Regions from separate parts of the Homo sapiens genome. Here region 2 is linked to region 1. A link is an interaction called in ENCODE POLR2A ChIA-PET data of the cell type or tissue named here. Cell type or tissue: OCI-LY7. All regions are shown on one strand. Links, peaks and the distances in the headings refer to the core of each region. The heading gives the core; the rest is flanking DNA.

What was found. Peaks named below come from ENCODE experiments on the same cell type or tissue, not always from the same donor. Only the 100,000 strongest peaks of a DNase experiment are listed, where the experiment ranks them.
Region 2: POLR2A ChIA-PET joins it to region 1 with 5 read pairs; 2 of 35 experiments call an interaction of 5 or more read pairs at or near these places.

The regions. Positions count from the first base shown.
Region 1 is chr1:167,299,521-167,303,469 of GRCh38, forward strand. All of the region lies in intron 1 of POU2F1 (POU class 2 homeobox 1), which reads left to right. Among named protein-coding and RNA genes, the nearest start is that of POU2F1, 81 kb to the left of the region's middle. RefSeq lists a silencer at 1,241-1,445. In OCI-LY7, for the core only: no CTCF peak of the experiment used is centred there; a DNase peak (open chromatin) is centred at 2,041.
Region 2 is chr1:167,360,893-167,364,841 of GRCh38, forward strand. The region is part of intron 2 of POU2F1 (POU class 2 homeobox 1); the gene reads left to right. Among named protein-coding and RNA genes, the nearest start is that of POU2F1, 140 kb to the left of the region's middle. In OCI-LY7, for the core only: no CTCF peak of the experiment used is centred there; DNase peaks (open chromatin) are centred at 1,619 and 1,989; H3K4me3 peaks cover 2,135 bases; H3K27ac peaks cover 1,990 bases.

The DNA of each region.
Region 1 (3,949 bases), core at 992-3,491:
TGAATGTTCTACGTGCAAGGACCCTCCTGTCCTTGAGTGATTATAAACAAACACTTGATTTTCGCTTGGTGCTTTACATGTGTAGGAATGACAGACACACTGAACTACTGTTTATCTCTGCATATCTTTTAGACGGTGAGATATTAGCCAACAGACTCAATTCAGGAGACCAGAGTTTTTTTTTTTTCATTTTATTTTGCTGCTGTTCCTCACCTAGTTCCAAAGAGTGGGATAAAGCATTGCATTTTCTATTTCATATTTGCCTCCTCTGAAGTTTGACACTGTAAGTCAGTGGTTCAGGGTCTTCTAGGGGTTTGTTAAAACCCAGATTGTTGGGCCCCCACCTCCAGAGGTTCTGATACAGTAGGTGTGAGGTAGGGGCCAAAAAAGTGCATTTCTAATAAGTTTCCAGGTGATGCTATGATACTGATCCGGGTACTGCCCTTTAAGAGTAGCTACTGTGCACTGTTCACAATAGCAAAGCCATGGTATTAACCAAGGTGCCCATTAATGATGAATAAAGAAAGTGTGGTACACAGATACCACGGAATACTACACAACCATAAAAAGAACAAAACCATGTCCTTTGCAGCAACATGGATACAGCTGGAGGCTATTACCCTAAGCGAGTTATTGCAGAAACAGAAACCAAAATACCACATTTTCTCACTTGTAAGTGGGAGCTAAACATGGGGTAGGTACCACATGGATATAAAGATGGGAACAGCAGACACTGGGGACTCCAAAACGGTCAGGAGGAAGGAGAGCAAGGGTTAAAAAATTAGAGATCAGGTACCGTATTCACTGTTTGGGTTATGGGTTCAATAGAAGCCAAAACTTCAGTATCATGCAATATATCCAGGTAGCAAACCTACATATGTACCCTCTGAATCTAAAATAAAAATTAAAAATTTACAAAAAGAATTACCATTGTGAAAACTCTTATTTTTTATTTATTTTTTTGAGACGGAGTCTTGCTCTGTCGCCAGGCCAGAGTGTAGTGGCGCGATCTCAGCTTACTGCAACCTCCGCCTCCCAGGTTCAAGCGATTCTCCTGCCTCAGCCTCCCGAGTAGCTGGGACTACAGGTGCACGCCACCATGCCCACCTAATTTTTGTATTTTTAGTGGAGACGAGTTTTCACCACGTTGGCCAGGATGGTCTCGATCTCTTGACCTCGTGATCCGCCCACCTCGGCCTCCCAAAGTGCTGGGATTACAGGCATGAGCCACTGCACCCAGCCTCTTATTTTTATTTTTTATTTTTTTGGAGACGGAGTCTACCTCTGTTGCCCAGGCTGGAGTGCAGTGGAGTGATCTCGGCTCACTGCAACCTCCAACCCCCTGGTTCAGGCAGTTCTCCTACCTCAGCCTCCTGAGTGGCTGGGATTACAGGCGCATGCCACCACGCGCAGCTAATTTTTGTATTTTAGTAGAGGTGAGGTTTCACCATGTTGGCCAGGCTGGTCTTGAACTCCTAACCTCAGGTGATCCGCCTGCCTTGGCCTCCCAAAGTGCTGAGATTATAGGTGTGACCCACCGTGCCCAGCTGTAAAAACTCTTAACAGTTTTAATTAAACCAAGGAACTGTCATATTAAATTTATTTAAGGAAAAGATGCATAGTATTTACTACTGTTTAGATTAGACTTTATATTGGTTCTCTCTCTCTCTCTCTCTGAATGTTACCTATTACATTAGGTGACCCACAGGGAATACTCACTTAAAATTTTATGTTTCTTTAGTCAAAGAATGGTTATCACTTGGTGATGGGCATTTTGTAACTTTTCACAGACACGTTAGTTACTGCTGTTGGGCTGAAAGCCACTTTTGGACTAGCAGAAAATACCTTGCGTTATTTTGTTTAACATTTCAAGCAAAGATAAAATTTTTTAAAAATTGTTCTTAACTGAGATAACATAATTATTATTTCACTAAATGAATATTGAAACTTTTAAAACCAATCTGAAGCCAGTACAGCCTCTTTGCCATTGCCAGCTGTGCATGTTGCTATGGAAACTCAGTAGGGACTAGCAGGATTACTGTTGTGAGGACCACACCTGGTTTATTTGCATCCAGTTTAAGTTGGGGGAACATTTCAAAAGAATAAAAGGTCTCAAGATGTGCCAATGGACAGCAAGAAAGAGCTTGTTAGTTTGTAACCATCATATTGGAAGGGTGGGTAGGTTTTTCTTACTCCTTACAGTTCCTGGTTGGGAGGGTTTGGTGGATGTGTTAAAAATTTGTTTTGTGTATTCATTTCTCTCAATTTTTCGCTATTCCTTACGGTGTTTTTTTGTTCTGTGTGCTTTTTGTTTTAGGTATTTCTTCTTGTAATTTAAATGTTTTTTTCATTCTCTTAAAGTATGGACAGATCAAAATTTTTTAAGAGGAAAGAATTTAATTTCTTTTCAGTTGTATTATGTAATAAAATATCTTAATAAGGTTTTCATCACTGTTAGCTATGGTAGAATTTTATGTTGATCTCTGATTTTAAGTAGTATGAGCCTCTATGCTCCCCTTCACTCACAAAAACAAAAACAACTCCTTTTATTTATCCCCCGCCCCCGAGACGGAGTCTTGCTCTGTCACCCAGGCAGGCCGGAGGGCAGTGGCACCATCTCGGCTTACTGCAACCTCCACCTCCTGGGTTCAAGCGATTCTCCTGCCTCAGCCTCAGCCTCAGCCTCCTGAGTAGGTGGGATTACAGGCACACGCCACCACACCCGGCTAATTTTTTTTTTCTTTTCTTTTTTTTTTTTTGAGACAGCATCTCACTGTGTCACCAGGTTGGAGTGCAGTGGCGTGATCTCTGCTCACTGCAAGCTCTGACTCCCTAGTTCAAGCGATTATCCTGCCTTAGCCTCCCGAGTAGCTGGGATTACAGGCATGCATCACCATGCCTGGCTAATTTTTGTATCTTTTAGAGACGGGGTTTCACCATGTTGGCTAAGAGGGTCTCCTTCTCCTGACCTCGTGATTCGCCTGCCTTGGCCTCCCAAGGTACTAGGATTACAGGCGTGAGCCACCGCGCCTGGCCAACAACTCCTTTTTAAGAAGACACTTTGAACTGCATTTGATTTTGTTTGTACCATTGCATCTCAGCTGTTCAGATTCATGAAATAGGAACAAAACTGAATGTACAGAAAAAAGTTATGTGGGCCAGTTATATGAGCACTGAGTATGGATCTATAAAATTTACATAGTTTTCATTAATTAGCTATACTACTCAATCAGTTACACTGACTTATACCAGTTATACTAATTATGCTAAATCAAAAATAGCTATAATAGTACAAGTATATGTTAAATAAGAGTCATAGCATGTACCATTTCTTTATTGGTTTATGTTGTTTGAATTCTATCGATGAGGATTCTGAGGCCTCATGACAAAGAGGGGGATGGTCAACCAGTGATAGTAAATTTTCACACCTGTGTGTACCAAGTATTGGTCTTTCTCATTTTCTAAATACAAAATATAATCTTATATCTTTTTTCAGAATACATCCATAGCAACCTGTATGGATCTATTGCTATCTATATCGTCTATCTATGTATATATATAAAGCCAGTAGATACTTGTATTGTATATTAGGGGGAGGTTAATGTCAAATGTGGAGATCAGGTTTTTTTTTTTATGTTAGTGAAATGCACCCTTTAAAAAAAACCTGAGTAGGCTGTTTTATCCAGCTTCATGAAAGAATAGCACCATACGACACATATTCAAAGAACTTTCTGATTTATCTCCATGGTCCTTTAGTAAGGGCAGGTACTAGTTATTTCTGTTTTGTAGGTGAGGAAATAGGTACAAGAGGTGCCTGCCTAAGGCAGCTAATCTAAATGTGTCCTGATGGATAGTCTGGTGTCCCCCACTGTGTGTAATTGTTCTCTCTTTAAGTGTTAGGTTATTTTATACAGCTTACTCAGTTTTGCCTTTTTCTCTTTTTGTGTTC
Region 2 (3,949 bases), core at 759-3,258, 61 kb after region 1:
TAGATATCTTTCACCTCCTTGATTAGATGTATTCCTAGCTGGTTTTATTTTATTTTATTTTATTTTTTATTTTTTTCAATTTTGTGGCTACCGTAAATGGGATTGTATTCTTGATTTGGTTTTCAACTTGAACGTTATTCATGTATAGGAATGCTACTGATTTTTGTACATTGATTTCGTATCCTGAGTCTGCTGAAGTGGTTTATCAGGTCTAGGAGTCTTTGAGCAGAATCTTTATATAATTTTACTTCTGCTTTTCCTATTTAGATGCTGTTTATTTGTTTCTCTTGCCTGATTGCTCTGGCAAGGACTTTCAGTACTATGTTGAATAGCAGTGGTGAGAGTGGACATCCTTGCCTTGTTCTTAGGGGAAATGCTTTCAACTTTTGACTGTTCCATATGATATTGGCTATGAGTTTATCATAGATGGCTCTTATTATTTTGAGGTATGTTCCTTCAATGCCTAGTTTATTAGGAGTTTTTATTATAAAGGGATGTTAGATTTTATTGAATGCTTTTTTCTGGTTCTATTGTGATGATCATATGGTTTTTGTTTTAATTCTGTTTGTGTAGTTAATCACGTACTGATTTGTATATGTTGAACCACCCTTACATCCCAGAAATAAAGCCCACTTGATCATGGGGAATTGACTTTTTGATGTGCTGCTGGATTTGGATTACTAATATTTTTTGAGGATTTTCGCATCTATGTTCATCTGGATGTTGGCCTGTAGTTTCCTTTTTTTGTTGTATCATTGCCAGATTTAGGTATCAAGATGATGCTGCTTTCATAGAAGAAGTTAGGGAGGAGTTCCTCCTACTTGATTTTTGGGGGATAGTTTCAGTAGAATTGGTACGAGCTCTTCCTTGTACGGCTGGTAAAATTTGGCTGTGAATCTATCTGGTCCAGGGATTTTTTGGTTAAGTTTTTCATTACTGATTTCGTTTAATTACTCATTATTGATCTGTTCAGGATTTCTGTAAACACACTAATCTTGAATGGTTTTTTTTCTACTTTTCCAACTGCTCCTTCTGTTTCTCTGTGTCTTCATGTCTCCTAATGTAGGTGCTCCTATTATGTCTCCTAATGTAGGGTGCTCCTTTTCTCCCAGGCACACAAAACCAAGTGCTATTTGGTTTTGGCCCGCAATGTACCTACCTCCACATTTCTAGCTCATACTTAACTTCCAGTTGGGGTATGTGTGTGTGTATCTGTTTCTCTCTCCTTTCCTTGTAGTCCAATTTAGGTCTTTATGTTTTACAAGAATGATTTCCATGTAATAACTACTTTCTTCTACTTCTCACCTCCCAGTGGAGCCTCAGTTGCCACAGTAAAAGAGGTTAACCTACCTTAGCACCTTAAATTCCTCTATTTATCTGAGTAGTTGTCTAAGAGTATTCTTTTTACCTTACTACCTTTGAATACTGTTTTGTATTCTGTTATGAGGTGGTTAGTCCAGTGTGGCCACAATAGGTGACATAAGAAAAGCTCAGGAAAACAAAGTTTATTATACTCACAGGTCCTAGAGACAGGAGGCACAGCACACCATGCAGGGTCACATGGGGAAGACACCAGAGTGGTGAGGAGGCAGAATATAGGAGTGAGTGGAAGGTTTAGGCCACTACCTTTGCTGGAGTTTCTAAAGGGGAATAGTTAGGCCATCACCTTTTTGCAGTGGCATGATCGTAGCTGGTTGCAGCCTCGAGCTCCTAGGCTCAAAGGATCCTTCCTGCCTCAGCCTCTGAGTAGCTGGAATTAGAGGGGAAAGCTACCCACTGGCTCTAGGCCACTACTTTTGTTGGGGTTTCTGTGGGAAAGTCAGGACAGAGTAAACAGTTTAGGATTGGCTAATTTGAATAATTTTAGAGGGCTTTGGGACCACCTAGGGGTCGTCTCTAGTTGCCCAGTACCTGGCCCTAGGATGAAGGCAGAATATTGCCTGTAGAGTCTGATTGAGGAAGTATAGCTCTAGATTGGTTAGTTTGTGTATCAAAGACATGCTCCTGACTGGGCCCTTTGCTGTCTCCAAGAATTGACTAAACCTGGGAGGGGCAGTCTCTCCCCAGCCAGAAAGGTTTTTATGATGTCAAAATATCATAATACATTAAAAATGTAAGAACATTTTACAATACAGAGACCATGCCTTCAGCTCCTCCTCCCCCCCAAGGCAGAACCAGGGCACTTAAATACTATTACCAGTAGACCATTGTACCAGGGATACTAGACATCAATGTCTCTGTTACTTAGTGCTTTGTGACTTATAAGAAGCTTTGATAGCATTTTTATGGCAACTTGAAAGTGGAACCAGTATATAGAATTTTCACAAACTCCATGAGAGTGGAATATTTGGTTCTGGAAGACCTCCTATTAGTAGTGTGTTAATCTTTTAAGTGCTTGTCTCGGTTTTTCAAAATCTCATATTCTTTTAGTCTTGTTGATTTATTTAATATATCTTGAGCATGTTTCTCTAATGGTGAACAGTCTCTTTTTCCTCCAGTTTTATTGAGGTATGATTGACAAAATAATATAATGCTGTACTATCTTAAAATCTCCACAAAGGGACTGATATCCTGCATAGAGATAGAGATAACAACTAATGACAAAACGCATGACTTTAAAATAGTGAAACTTCTACATGTGGCTTATGGAAGTGACTACTTACTTGACTAGAATGTCTCGTTGTGGAAAAAAATAAAAAATAAAGGAGGTGATTCTAATTACATTTTATTTTCACGCAAGTTTTCAATTACTTGACACAAGCATGCATTCTTAATTTTACTAACTGTATATGTCTAAGTAGTTCTGTAGTTTTCTATTTGTGGAAGACTTTAGGAAAAAATAGAAGCGATTTTATGATTTTTAGAAAGTGAAATATTCATACATATCTTTTATAATTATCTCAAGGAAACAAATAGGGCTCTGCTTCATGTTCTATACCTAATTATTCATTCTTATTTAAGTAATACATCTGCCAGAAATTAGGATGTGTATATTGGCAGACGTTAGCACTGTCTTACAAACACTGCTGTAAGGTTCTAACTTTGTGCTCTTCTGACTGGTTTGCTCTGGATGTGTGTGCACATGTAAGTGTAAGGATGGGAAGAATGGGATGTTTGAGTGGTAGGAAATGGAAGTGTAGAACCATATCCATGGTCTAGACAATTCTTAGAGATTCCTGTGGCCTATTATATTTTATTCAGTACATAATGTTCTGGCTTTTTAAAATAATAACTGGATATAGTAATTTGAAAACAATGTATTATAATCCCTTAGAAAATATTTCTGGGTGTTAGGGTGGCATGTCTTTCCATAAATTAGCCCTATTCTAATATCAGATCACAGCAGAAGTGGTTAAAAAGCTCTTGCATGGCTCACGCCTGTAATCCCAGCACTTTGGGAGGCCGAGGCGGGCGGATCACGAGGTCAGGAGATCGAGACCATCCCGGCTATAACGGTGAAACCCCGTCTCTACTAAAAATACAAAAAATTAGCCGGGCGTAGTGGCGGGCGCCTGTAGTCCCAGCTACTTGGGAGGCTGAGGCAGGAGAATGGCGTGAACCCGGGAGGCGGAGCTTGCAGTGAGCCGAGATCCCGCCACTGCACTCCAGCCTGGGCGACAGAGCGAGCTCCGTCTCAAAAAAAAAAAAAAAAAGCTCTTGCATAACATTTTTTTTTCTTTCTTTCTTTCTTTTTTTTTTTTTTGAGACAAGTTTTAGCTCTATTACCCAGGCTGGAGTGCAGTGGCGTGATCTCGGCTCACTGCAACCTCCACCTCCTGGGCTCAAGCCATTCTCCCTCAGCCTCTGGAGTAGCTGGGACTTCAGGCGCACACCACCACACACCTGGCCGATTTTTTATAGAGACAGGGTTTCACCATGCTGCCCAAGCTGACCTCGAACTCATGAGCTCAAGCCATCTACCCACCTTGGCCTCCCAAAGTGCTGGGTT